Regions from separate parts of the Homo sapiens genome. Here regions 1 and 2 are each linked to region 3. Evidence: chromatin contacts called from ENCODE Hi-C or POLR2A ChIA-PET data. All regions are on one chromosome and are shown on one strand. The core of a region is the stretch at or near the end of the contact, and the rest is flanking DNA. Distances in the headings are between cores, read along the strand shown. Region 1 overlaps ETS2-AS1 (ETS2 antisense RNA 1). Region 2 overlaps ETS2-AS1 (ETS2 antisense RNA 1). Region 3 has its middle 37 kb from the start of LINC02943.

Region 1 (4,362 bases), core at 648-3,147, 190 kb before region 3:
AACTTGGGTTTACATAGAATTTTAACAAAAGAACAGTCAATTTTGTAGAGAAGTGACAAGACAAGAGAAAAGGGCTTTGAGTTTCAAGGGGGAGGACACATTGTGGGAAGACAAATATATGGAAAACCTAATGGTAGATAAGGGCTAGTTAATAAGGTTTGTTGATTCCCCTGGTGCCGTCACAGGCTGATAAGGGTCTAGAGCTGTCTCTGATGATTAACACTTGCCCTTCTTGGTAGAGAAAGGAGGGGGATACCTTTACAAATTTATGTTCCGCTTTTAGACAAACAGGGGGAAGGCAGGGAGCTTTTCTTCTTCTCAATTGCCTTCAGCTTAAAATAATCCTGTTACCAACATGGCTTATATTGGGGAGGCATATTATTCTGCTATGCTTCAGGGCCCACTCAGATAATTCAGTATAATTTCCCATCACAAGATACCTTATTTATCACATCAGCTGTGTAGAGTAACATATTCACAGGGATTCAGACACAGGCTTTTTTGGGGGAAGAGAGGGGGCATTGTTCAGGCTACCTCATGCCTTAAGACAGTGTTCTTCTGCCAGGACACTTTGCTGACTGACAGCCTGCCTGGAAGGCAGGCTTTATCAGTGGTGGATAGAGCAGTTAAATCACAGAATGCAACTCAACTTGGCAACCTGTGGATCAGGGGGCACCCCAAGAAACTGGGTTGTTGTAGATGCTCTGCTGGGCCATGCCTGCAAGGCCTGCCCTGATATTTTCCTAAGACTATTTATATTTTTGAAGATAGCTTTGGATTAAACAGTTAAAAGTCAAATGGCAAGGAGTAGGGGGTATTGGGGATAAAGCCTTTGCCTTGAGACAGCCGTCACCCACTCTATTAAAGGAAACAGACAAGCAATGTCCAAGCAGCCAGAAACTCAGAAAACTCCAGATGGAGCAATATCCCCCAGACTGACCCCACTCCTCCTTCTGAAGTTGTGCAAGATATTGCCTGGGGGAAGTGAGGTCACCCACTTCACCATCACTTTAGCCAAAGTGCAGCAGTGTGCAATATACAAAGTGTTTGTGGAGGTTTGAGTTTGTTCATTTTCTTTTTCCAAGAGCAGATTTTTCCCCCTAAAAGCATGCTCTTAAAGGAACGGCCCCCAGCTAGTCACAAGGAACTCGAATACTAACAAACACATCATTAAACATATATGACTTCCTTTCAGTACATTCCGTCCAGATGCAGGAGACAGTTACCACATTGATTTTCAGACCACCCTCATTATTGCTCCCACCCATCTCTCATTAAATTGCCTTCAAACAACAACAAAAAAAAGTCATTAAGATCTAACTTCTGCTTCTCCTTTTTCTTAATTCCATTCTGTGAAGTTAAATAGGCAATAGTTGGTTCAAACAACCTACGATATTTCCTCATTTTCTCTATTTTGTAGGTCCTGAGAAGCTGCCATTAGCTCTCAAGGCTTTGAGAGTCCAGCCAGTTTCTCCAGAGTGAAGTCCCCCTCCTCAGAGGAACAAATGCTTTCAGAGGAACAAATGCTTTCTGAGAAACTCGCCACTGGGCAGATCCTGCCACCCACCTGCCTGCCGCTGCAAAGCAGAGCCTGCCCAAAAAGCTGCCATCATTCCCGGCACTGCTACATAAATGCTGAGTGTGGTGGCTTGAATTGTGTCCCTTGAAAAGATACGTTACCGTCCCAATCCCTGGTACCTGGGAATGTGACTTTATTTGGAAAGAGGGTCTTTGTAAATATAAGAAGATGGGGTCACGCTGGAGTAGGGTGTGCTTTAAATCCAAAGGCTGTGTCCTCCTAAGAGGGAAATGTGGACACAGGCACAGAGGTAAGATGATGTAAAGACACGCAGGAAGGAGGCCATGGGATGGGAGGCATTTGCTGCAAGCCCCAGAACCCCAAGGATCCCTGGCAACCGCCAGAAACCAGGAAGAGGCAAGAAGGGTTCTTCCTCCGAGCCCCCAAGAAGGAACCAACTGATTACAGACTTCTGGCCTCCAAGACTGTGAGAGAATACATTTCTGTTTTCTTTTTGGTTTGTTTTTTTCTTTTCTTTTTGAGCAGGGTCTCACCCTGTCACCCAAGCTGAAATGCAGTGGTGTGATCACAGCTCACCACAGCCTGGACCTGCCAGGCTCAAGCAATCCTCCCATCTCTGTCTCCTGAGAAACTGGGATTACAGGCATGCACCGCCGCCACGCCCAACTAATTTTTGTATTTTCTGTTGAGATGGGGTTTCTCTATGTTGGCCAGGCTGGTCTCAAACTCCTGAGCTCAAGCGATCCACCTGCCTTGGCATCCGAAAGTGCTGGGATTACAGGCGTGAGCCACTGTGCTCAGCCCCATTTCTGTTGTTTGAAGCCACTGAGTTTGTGGCTGTTTGTTACAGCAGCTCCGGGAAACTCACACACAGTTCCACCCTAAAATGCCCCTTTAGGTCACTTTCACTCAAAGTCGCTGCCTATCTCTATTTTTATTTATTTTTTTATTTATTTTTATTATTATTTTTTTTTCTGAGACAGAGTCTCACTGTGTCACCCAGGCCAGAGTGCAGAGGCATGATCTCAGCTCACTGCAACCTCTGCCTCCTGGGTTCAAGCGATTCTCCTGCCTCAGCCTCTCAAGTAGCTGGAATTACAGGCACACGCCACCATGCCCAGCTAATTTTTTGGATTTTTTTAGTAGACATGGGTTTCACCATGTTGGCCAGGCTGGTCTCAAACTCCTGACCTCAAATGATACGCCCACCTCACCCTCCCAAAGTGCTGGGATTTGAGCCACCATGCCCGGCTTTATCTCTATTCTTAATACATCTCTTCTGCTGCTTCTGTCTGCTTCTGAGGTTTCAACCTAAGCCCGATTTGGGCTGCAAATCCAAGTAAGAACCATTAAGGCCCTCTGGGGATTTGGCTAGTTCCAAAAGGGGTCCAGGGAAATGAGGTGTGTCCTCCCCAACCTTCCCTCCCTCCAAGTTTTCTTAAAGTAGGGTGGCCCATGTCGAAGGATGCAAAATAAAAGCAAAATAATGCCATACCCATTGCCTACAAGGGGCAGGGCCCAGGGAGGAAGGAAAGAAGATGCTGTTAGGTCTCTAGTCACGCCTGACTCTCTGCTGTGAGTGTCCCATAGAATGTCTCATTCTCACCATCCTGAGGTCAGGGCCAAGGTCCCCATCCTATAGGTGCAGGGTGTCTGGGCTGGGATCCAAGCCAAGTATCCTTGTTCCGAAGATCACATGAAGATTCACCCCAAGACCTGGTGTTACAGCAGCCTTCTTCTATATCCACGGTCTGTGCAGGGCCACTCAGTTGAAGTTCAGTTCAACATAATTACAGTTGAAGTTCAGTTCAACATAATTACAGCGGCAGTTCTCAAACCTTCGGGGGCATCAGAATCACCTGAATGGCTTGGTGCAACACCCGTTGTTCCTCGCCCCATAGTTTCTGATTCCGTGGGTCTGGGTAGGGCCTGGGATTCTGCATTGCTAACACGTTTCCAGGCAATGGTGAGAGGTCAGTCCAGGCTCCACAGTTTGAGACCTATCCCTTCGTGTAAACATGGGATGGTATCAGGTATGAGCCAACTCCTGGTGTCTACGCCCTCAAATGATGGATGGAAAAGACCAGGAGATGGAGGGGCCCTCCTTCCTCAGCCCCCCTCCACCCACACACACACGGCTTTCATGACCTCCCCTTTGCTAGCTGCCTCTGCCAGGCGGTGGCCTGAGTGCTGCTGTCACCCACACCCTCCATCCTTCCTGTGCCCAGAGTCCATTTCTCCACTTCCCTCTGTTCACGGTTAATTCACGTGGAGGGAACGTCCCTGAGCTTGTGTTCACATGAGCAGACACACCCACAGGGGCCGCCACTTCTTTTGCCACCTTTCCGTGTTTACCTTGTCCTTCCCTTTTGGATTTGTTTTGCTACACATTGTGTTATGAGCTGGACTGTGTTCCCCTCAAAATTCATCTCTTGGCCTAGCACGGTGGCTCAAGCCTATAATCCCAGCACTTTGGGAGGCCGAGGCGGGTGAATCACCTGGGGTTAGAAGTTCAAGACCAGCCTGGCCATCATAGTGAACCCCATCTCTACTAAAAATACAAAAATTAGCCGAGTGGTAGTGGCACATGCCTATAATCCCAGCTATTCGGGAGGCTAGGGCAGGAGAATCACTTGAACCCGGGCGGCAGAGATTGCGGTGAACCGAGATCGCGACACTGCACTCCAGTCTGGGTGACAGAGTGAGACTCTGTCTCAAAAAAATAAAAACAAAAACTCCTGTCTTGAAGCCCTATCCCCTAGTAGCTCAGACTGTGACTGTATTCGGAGATGGGGCCTTTAAAGAGGTGATTAAAGTTAAAT
Region 2 (4,115 bases), core at 470-2,969, 220 kb before region 3:
TGAAATTATGATGGTGGAATTTGTTCAAAATAATGGGAGAGGGGGTGGCAGTGAATGACAAAATGAATGGGGATATAAGTAGAATGAAGTTTTCATGAACTGACTAATGTTGAAGCTAGAAGATGGGACAATAGTTAATTGTACTATCTTCTCTAATTTTATATAATAAAAAGTTTTTAAAATTAAACTGAGCTGAGAACAAAAGTGATAGGAGATTATGATATTCTACCTTGCAAAATATAATTTAAAATCTTAAAATTAAGCACACTTTTCTGGGCATGTTACCAAAATTGACATAAGAGAAAAATTTAAATGTGAATATATTACTAGCCACAAAAGAAATTTAAAATACAATTAACATATGTCAAAAGTTTCTTTCACAAATTTGAGGAATCAGGTTGTATCAACTCTTCTAGAAAATAGAAAAAGATGGAAAGCTACACAATCGATTTCATGAAGCTAAATTAATCTTGATTTCTGTACCTAACAAAGATAATGCAATAAAGAAAAGAAAATCATGAGCTAGTCTCACTTAGGAGTAATTTTTAAATCCTAAATAAAGTAGCGGCAAAATAAATAGTATCCTAAAGGAATTTTCTATCATGATCAAGGAAAGCATATCTTATCTTGGGAATGCAAAAGCATTCAATTTTAGAAAATTCAACGTTATAATACTTTATGTCAGCGGTCCCCACATTTATTAGGATTTAAAGGGCATTAAATAACACCTAAAACACATTCTCACATTGTTAAAAATCCTTAGGGAAAATGAGAACTCAAGGATACTTCTTTCACATCATAATTATGTAAACGTAAACAAGTGGCCAGCATATGAAACATTAAAAGTATTCCTGTTAAAACCAGAAACAAGGCAGGTGTGTCTACTATTTCACCTTGCTCAAGAAGATCAGAGTCATGTAATAAGACTGGAAGTAGAACTATGAACCATAACTAAGAGAAAGGAGGTGATTAAAAGTTCATTATAAACTAACAACATGGCTGGATAACCTAAACACCCAAGGGATTCAACTCTAAGCACTTTGAATTGAAAAAAAAAACAAAGTAAAGGGACCAGATTAAAAAATAATAATAAACGTACAACAGTCCATTGCTTTTCCATACACCAACATGAAGCAAACAAAAATATACTCTCATTGGTGAAAAAGATTTCATTCTTATTCAGAACATGAAGAAAAAAAAACTATTGAGATACAATACAAACATAATCAACAAACAGAACAAAATGAAATGCTACACAGCCGGTAAAAATCTGTAACAGTAAGTGAAAATCACTCTGGAGAAAAAAATAAAATAAAATAAAAAAACAAACAAAGCCCAGTATCCATGAATATATTCACTATGATTCTTTTTTTATAGACTACAGGTTAGATATAATGTTAGAAAATAAAAACAAAAATAATGGCAAGTAAACCTATGAGATTTTAATAGTAATTATTTTTGTGAGATCAATTTTTAGATCAACCTTATTTTCTGTATGCATTCATGCTATATTATCTACAACAAGCAAGTATTACTTTTGAGATCAGATCAGGAAAGAATTTTAATTTGTTGAGTTGACTTGAGATAAAAAAATTAACCAATAAATTCACTGGCTACATATGATTTTCAAGATTTCTGAATCACCCTGGGGATGAGAGCTTTTCTAAAACATGGGGTTAGCACACAGGAGCCATAGGTCTGAGGCAAAGTTCAAATGGATGAGAATGGAAACGTTGCTCTGGCTTACCCAAGCTGGCCAGTCTGTCTAGAACTAATTTAAGAACATAAAGATGACATCATTGCAGGTGTTCTTTCAAAGTGGAGCACCCATTTATAATGCTTCTGGCTGACAAAATTGGAAAGGAGACAAGGTTTAAAAAGCCTCAGATATTCTTTTTGTCGATGCTCACCATCTTTATCTTCAAATAAAACTATTTATATTTCTTCTGTCTGCCCCTTGGGCTCTGGTTCTTGGTTAAGAAATGTCTCATAAATTTCAGAAGAGGAGGAAAACAGAAGGTGATGGTACAGAACATTCTATTTTCAAGACTATAAATATTTCAACTTCTCGAAGAGATCACCTATCATGAAAACTTCAGATCTTCCTAAGTAAGTCTTATAAAAATTAACTATAAAGTTTATGACAGTTTCCACAATCAAGTACTGTATGCCAGATTGGCTTAAAGCATTTAGAAATGAGCAGCCTGAATGTTGGCAAAAGGTCACATACTGGAAAAGAGTAATGTCCAATTCAAAAAGTGAAAAGTAAGAGACGCTGCCAATCCAAAAATTGAATGCCCAAACTTTACTGAATTCTGTTAATAAAATCAACAAGTTGTTCCACTGTACAGGCAGGGTTACTACTTTATGCTGATAATCCAATAAGTGTTTATTAAGCACCTGCTATTTACAAAGCACTGTGCTGGACGCTGTAGAGAGAATTGATAAAATATCTCAAGGAACTTAGAAGGTAACCAGGGAAAAGGACAAGTACAAAAATAAATAATAGAACTCTTACCAATTAACGTGAGCAACCAAATAACCTGATTTTAAACATGGGCAAAAGAACAGACACTTAACAGAAGAACATGTAGGAATGGTCAGGAAGCACATGACAGGTCGCTCAGCACCATTAGTCATCAGAGAAACGGAAATTAAAACTACATCAAGATGCCATTTCACACCCACTAGAGTCGCTCAAATAAAAATGATTGACAATGCCAAATGTTGGCCAAGATGTAGAGAAACCGGAACTATCTTATATTACTAGGGGAGAGTAATGGTACAATCATGTTAAAAAACTGTTTGGCAATTCTCTTAAAGCTACCCTATTGCCCAGCAATTCCATTTCTAGGTATGAATACTTACCCCAAAGAAATGAAAACCTATGTCTACAGAAAGCGTATGCAAGAATGTTTATAGCTGCTTTATTTACAATAGCCTTCTTCCCCAAAATGACAAATGTCCATCAACAGGAGGATGGGTAAACAAACTGTGGTATAGTCATACAGTAGAATACTATTGAGCAATTAAATAGAACAAGTTACTAATAGGTGCAACAACATGGGCACATCTCAAAAACTCCACTTTGAGAGACAGAAGTCACACACACAAAGAATACATGTTGGAAGAATTCATTTGTTTGAAACTCTAGAACAGGCAAAACTGTTCTATGAGGTTAAAGCTATGGTGATAGAAGTCAAAAAGTGGCTGCCTCCAAGATTGTGGGGGTGGATCAACAATTCACTGGAAAGGGAGAGAAGAGGAAGTTCTGGGGTGGTGGATGTGTTCTGAATCTTGATTGGGATGATGGTTACACAGGTGTACAATTGTCCAAACTTATCAAACTAAGCATGTAAGATCTGTGCATTTTGTTGTACTTAAATTATACTTCATTTTTTAATACTCAGAAAAGGTAAAAATAGAAACAGTAGACATTTGACAGTTGTGAGTTTGCATTGCAAGGACTACAAAATTCCTCAAATTTGTTAATATCACCATAGAACAGGACTTCACAATAAAATGTTCACTTTCGCATGAAAGGGAGGAGGTCAGGGTGAGTATGGGATGATGAAGCCACAGTGACGCCAGATGCCAGGTGAAAACAGGAACCCACCTCTGGGGCCCATTCCTGTAGTGCCTGAGACTCAAAGTTGGGCCTCATAAAAATTGTAACTCATCGCACATCATGAATCTCTACACTAGCTTACAAAGGCTCAAAAGGGAGGATTTTAAATCCAAAAATGTAACTACTGTACAAGATAGAATATTAGAAACATGAGAAGGAAGTTATAATATTTTAAATGAGGTCTAAAATGACAGCTAAATCTCTCCTCCTGAGTAGTAAAACCACATTAACTCATATAGTCACCACTCCTTGTATGAGTCTGGCCCCATCCAAAAGGGGTGGAGTTTAAATTGGTTCTATGATTTGAAACAAACACATGGAAAGCCCTACTGGGATATTTATTAGCTACATTAAGATACACCCCTTAAGAACCTTTAAAAAAACTCTACCATGTTATCTGGTGTAGTTCTGCTCAGGATACCTTGTGGGAATATAAATGACAAAAATTTAAAATTGCCTTAGAAAAGAGTTTTCACATTGCTATGAT
Region 3 (4,531 bases), core at 1,625-4,124:
ACGCCCCCAGTGCGAGAACAGAGGATTTGGGAAACACAAAGCAGAAGCAAACAGAAAGAAGAAACACTTGCTGATGCTAGATATGAAACAGAATTGATGAAATAAAGGACAGGAGGGATGGGCTAAGAAGCAGGACAGACCCATTGAAGAGTGCACTGGGGGGTGGGGCGCGGTGGCTCACGCCTGTAATCACAGCACTTTGGGAGGTCGAGGCTGGCGGATCATCTGAGGTCAGGAGTTTGAGACCAGCCTGGTCAACATGGTGAAACCCCATCTCTACTAAAAATACAAAAATTAGCTGGGCGTGGTGGTGGGCGCCTATAATCCCAGCTACTCGGGAGGCTGAGGCAGGAGAATCACTTGAACCAGGGAGGTGGAGGTTGCAGCGAGCTGAGATCATGCCACTGCACTCCAGCCTGGGTGACAGACCAAGACTCCATCTCAAAAAAAAAAAAAAAAAGAGTGCACTGGGGGTCCGGGGTCAGGAAGGGAGGAGAAGCCGAAAGGGCAGAACAGTCAGGTGAGGCAGAGAACAAGAGGGGCGGCAACAGCTCCCTAAAGGGAGAGAGAAGCGGAAAAAGGGCACGGGGGAGAGGTTGCTCAAGAAACAATAACTGAAAGTCTCCCAAAACTAAAATGAAAAAGTCACATGCATTTATAAATCCTCAGACTGACAGGATTCATGGGGCAGTGAACAGGACAGGCAGAACCCACGCCAGCCAGGCAGCAGGAAGGAAGAGCAAAGAAAAACATGAGAGGTTATATCTTCCAGGAGAAAAAGTCGGTGACCTGCTGGATTTGTCTCCTAGGTCTTCCAGAACAAAATGTGGCACTACAAATGGGTGACTTAAAACAGCAAAAATGCATTCTGTCATGGTTCTGGAGGCTACGAATGCAAAATCAAGATACCAGCAGGGCCACGCTCCCTCGGAAAGCTCTAGGAGAGATTCCATTCTATGCCCCTCGTAGCTTCTGGTTTTGCCACTGTCCTCAACTTGTAGACACAACACTCCCAGCTTCTGCCTCCCTGCTCATACAGCCTTCCCCCTGAGTGTCTGCATCTCTGTGTCTCTTCCCCTCTTCTTAGAGGGACATCAATATGTTGGATTAGGGACCCAGCCTACTCCAGTAGGACCTCATCTCTTAACTAATTACATCTGCAATTACCCTAGTTCCAAAGGCATTAGGATTTCAACATCCTTTTAGACGACCCAGTTCAGCCCACCACACCTACAAAAGAACAAAAATAAGATTTTTATCAGGCCTTTCAATAACAACAGGATACAAGAAAACTATGGAGTCATACCTTAGATATTTTAAAGAAAAGCATTTTAACTTAGAACAGTGCATCTGGTTAGATTATTATTTAACACAAAAAAGTAATAGCTCCGGGCTCATATATAGATGGTTTCAAAGAACTTGTTCCATAAAGCACTATTTGAGAAAATTCTTAAAGGGTTTCCTCTGGCAGAAGAAAAAAGACGAATCCAAGAAAAAGATATAAGTAAGGATCAGTATAAAGTTAGCGAAAGAAAGTTTTGTTGTCAAAATTAGCAAGGAGTCAAAAATATTAGGTTCTCAGCAGGGCTTCAGCATGGCTAACTGCAGGCTTCTGGTACTCACCCCCTCCACAACAAAGACCGAAAATAGCGAGTAGATGGTCACACTCTGAACAGATCATCTAAGAGAACGCTAGAATTCAACAGAGAGTGAAAAGAAACACCTAAAGCCAGGAAGGCGAGAAAAGCAAGGCAGCCTGCTTGGCAGGGGTCAGCTGGGATCCTGGAGAGGCTCCCAGTGCAGGGAAAGGGTGAGTGAGTGACCCCCAGAGGTCCACACTTCCACTGCAGACTCCTGCATCCTAGCCACGGGAAAGCCCCTAGACTCTCACAGCCCCAAAGACTTATCTAGGATGCTGCCTACAGACCATGTGATGGCTTTGCTCCAGAGGGGAACTCGTGCCAGGTCCCACCTCACCCCCACCCTAGGCAGCTACAGCAGGGTGTCACAATAAGAGCCTAGCCCTCACCAGACTGCATCCTGGACCCAATAGCCCCTGGATCTCCACATCCCTGGAGCCCCACTGACATCCCCTGCCCACAGATGCTACCATGACTGACGGCTGCCCCCAGGGCTGAAGTGCGAGTCAGTAACAAAGAGCCCACTGCCCCTGGCAGTGATGCTGCCACGCATTTTCATGCACCTTAAAAACAAACCCCCCTGCCCACAGCAGTCACAGATGCCAATGCACACGCAAAGTGTGCACTCCTCAGCCACCTGTGGCTGCTGCCACTGAAAGCTACTTAGCCCTCCCCAGAAGCAGGGCTGCAGCACATCTTGGGCCTGGGGATCACCCCACCTCTGCCCACCACAACGAGGACCTGCAAGCACCACTGGGGGTCTGAGGACAGGTCCACCCAGCCTGGCTCTGCACCCCCAGTGTCCAGGCATGCCAACCAGAGGACTGAGGACTGCCTAGCCTAGTCCCCACCGCTGACACCTGAGCCCTCCTCCCAGGGGCTTCAAGTTAGGCCCATCCAACCTGCCATCCCTGCAACAGTGGGCACCCACCTGCACATGCCACATGCAGGCCTGGCAACTGGCCCACCTAGCATGTTGTAGCCACCACCAACACCAGCACAAACTGCTTGGGAGCCAGAGATTTGTCCTGCCACTGCTACTGCCATCACCCACACTATGCTTGTTGCCTAGGGGCCAAAGAACCTGCCCACCTGCCTGGCCCACCACTACTGGTATCTGAGTAAGCTGCCTGGAGTCCCAAAAATCAGCTCTCTTTAACCTGCTAACACTGGCGCCAGCGTACACATCCCTGAAGCCGAAGGACAGGCACACTTGGCACACTGCTACTACCACTGGGACCTGAGGACAGGCCAACCTGGCATCTTTCCCCCGGCAAAATTTGACCACAGCCTCCACTAATAACCACATCCTAAGCCACTGAGGAAATCAAACACCACTGACACTGTTAGGCCAAAGAAATCACACAGAAACTATGCTACTGTACCCACAATCGAAACCAAAGTGCCCTACTCAACACTACAGATACATCTTCAGAAAAAAGTTCCCACCCATGAAAGCAAATTCAAGAAATTGGAAGAAGTGACTGTTACACTAGATGTGCAGATATCAATGTGAGGAGAAAAAAACATGAAAAAGCAAGGAAATATAACACCACCAAAGGAACACAATAATTCTCCAGCAACAGATCCAAATCAAAAAGAACTTATGAAATCTCAGGGAAAGAAATTCAAAATAATGATATTAAAGAAGGAGAGTAAGATACAAGTGAATACAGAAAAATAGTTCAAAGAAATCAGAAACATAATTCAGGATATGAATGAGAAATTACCAAAGAAATGAGTATCATAAAAAAAGGACCAAATAAAAATTCTAGTACCAAAGAATGCATTAAATAAAATATAAAATACATTTGAAAGCTTCAACGATAAACTAGATCAAGCAGAAAAAGGATTTCAGAACTTGAAGAGAGGTCTTTTGAAATAAACCAGTCAGATAAAAATAAGAAAAAAGAATAAAAATGAACAAGGCTAGGCCAGGTGCGGTGGCTCATGCCTGTAATCCCAGCACTTTGGGAGGCCGGGGCGGGTGGATCACGAGGTCAAGAGTTCAAGATCAGCCTGGTCAAGATGGTGAGACACCATCTCTACTAAAAATATGAAAAAAATTAGCTGGGCATAGTGGTGGGCGTCTTTAATCCCAGCTACTCGGGAGGCTGAGGCAGAGAATTGCTTGTGAACCTGGGAGGCAGAGGTTGCAGTGAGCTGAGATCACACCACTGCACTCCAGCCTCGGCGACAGAGCAAAACTCTATCTTAAAAAAAATGAACAAAGCTTACATGACATATAGGACACTATAAAGTGACAAAATATTCTAATTTTTGGTGTCCCAGAAGGTAAAGAGAAAACTAAAAGAATAGAAAACTTATTTAACAAAATAAGAGCTGAAAAATTTCCCAAGTTTAGCAAGAGATGTATACATCTGGATACAGGAATCTCAGTGACCCCCAAACAAATAAAATGCAAAAAAAGGTCTTTTCTATGTCACATTATAGTCAAACTGTCAAAAATCAAAGACAAAGAGAATTCTAAACACAAGAGGAAAGCATCTAGTCACTTATGAGGGAACCTCAGTCAGACTAACAGTAGATTTCTCAGCAGAAACTTTATAGGCCAGGACAGTGTGGAATAATATATTCACAGAGCTGAAAGAAAAGAAAACTGCTGTCCAAGGAAATGATACTATACCCAGTAAAGTTTTTCTTTATAAATGAATGAGAAATAAAGTCTTTCCCAGACAAGCAAAAGCTAAAGGAATTCATCACCACTAGACCATTCCTACAAGAAATGCTTAAGGCAGTCCCACATTTGGAAGCAAAAGGACAGTATCTACCATAATTAAAATACACAAAAATATAAAAACCCATTGGAAAAGCAAACACACAAATAAGGAAGAGCAAAGACTCAAATATTACTACTACAGAAAATTACC

The links. Hi-C counts contacts between places; a loop is a spot of excess contacts on that map. ChIA-PET counts read pairs that join two places held with the same protein, here RNA polymerase II (POLR2A). Pooled maps may share reads with other maps.
Region 1: a map of esophagus muscularis mucosa shows a loop between it and region 3 (4-fold over the local background). The contact joins two enhancer-like sites. A Hi-C loop is called at or near these places in 8 of 168 maps with a recorded cell type or tissue (K562, MCF 10A, PC-3 and 5 more) and 5 of 50 pooled maps. POLR2A ChIA-PET finds 5 or more read pairs at or near these places in 1 of 52 experiments (MCF 10A).
Region 2: a map of sigmoid colon shows a loop between it and region 3 (2.6-fold over the local background). The contact joins two enhancer-like sites. A Hi-C loop is called at or near these places in 1 of 168 maps with a recorded cell type or tissue (sigmoid colon) and 1 of 50 pooled maps. POLR2A ChIA-PET finds 5 or more read pairs at or near these places in 2 of 52 experiments (MCF 10A and OCI-LY7).

Annotation. Positions count from the first base shown.
Region 1 is chr21:38,930,079-38,934,440 of GRCh38, forward strand. The region is part of intron 1 of ETS2-AS1 (ETS2 antisense RNA 1); the gene reads right to left. Among named protein-coding and RNA genes, the nearest start is that of ETS2-AS1, 6.2 kb to the right of the region's middle. Within about 2 kb of position 1,898, at least 4 of the 41 ENCODE cell types and tissues checked have a DNase peak (open chromatin) inside an H3K27ac peak, as active enhancers do.
Region 2 is chr21:38,895,877-38,899,991 of GRCh38, forward strand. All of the region lies in intron 3 of ETS2-AS1 (ETS2 antisense RNA 1), which reads right to left. Among named protein-coding and RNA genes, the nearest start is that of ETS2-AS1, 40 kb to the right of the region's middle. Within about 2 kb of position 1,720, at least 4 of the 41 ENCODE cell types and tissues checked have a DNase peak (open chromatin) inside an H3K27ac peak, as active enhancers do.
Region 3 is chr21:39,119,242-39,123,772 of GRCh38, forward strand. No RefSeq gene overlaps it. Among named protein-coding and RNA genes, the nearest start is that of LINC02943, 37 kb to the left of the region's middle. Within about 2 kb of position 2,875, at least 2 of the 41 ENCODE cell types and tissues checked have a DNase peak (open chromatin) inside an H3K27ac peak, as active enhancers do.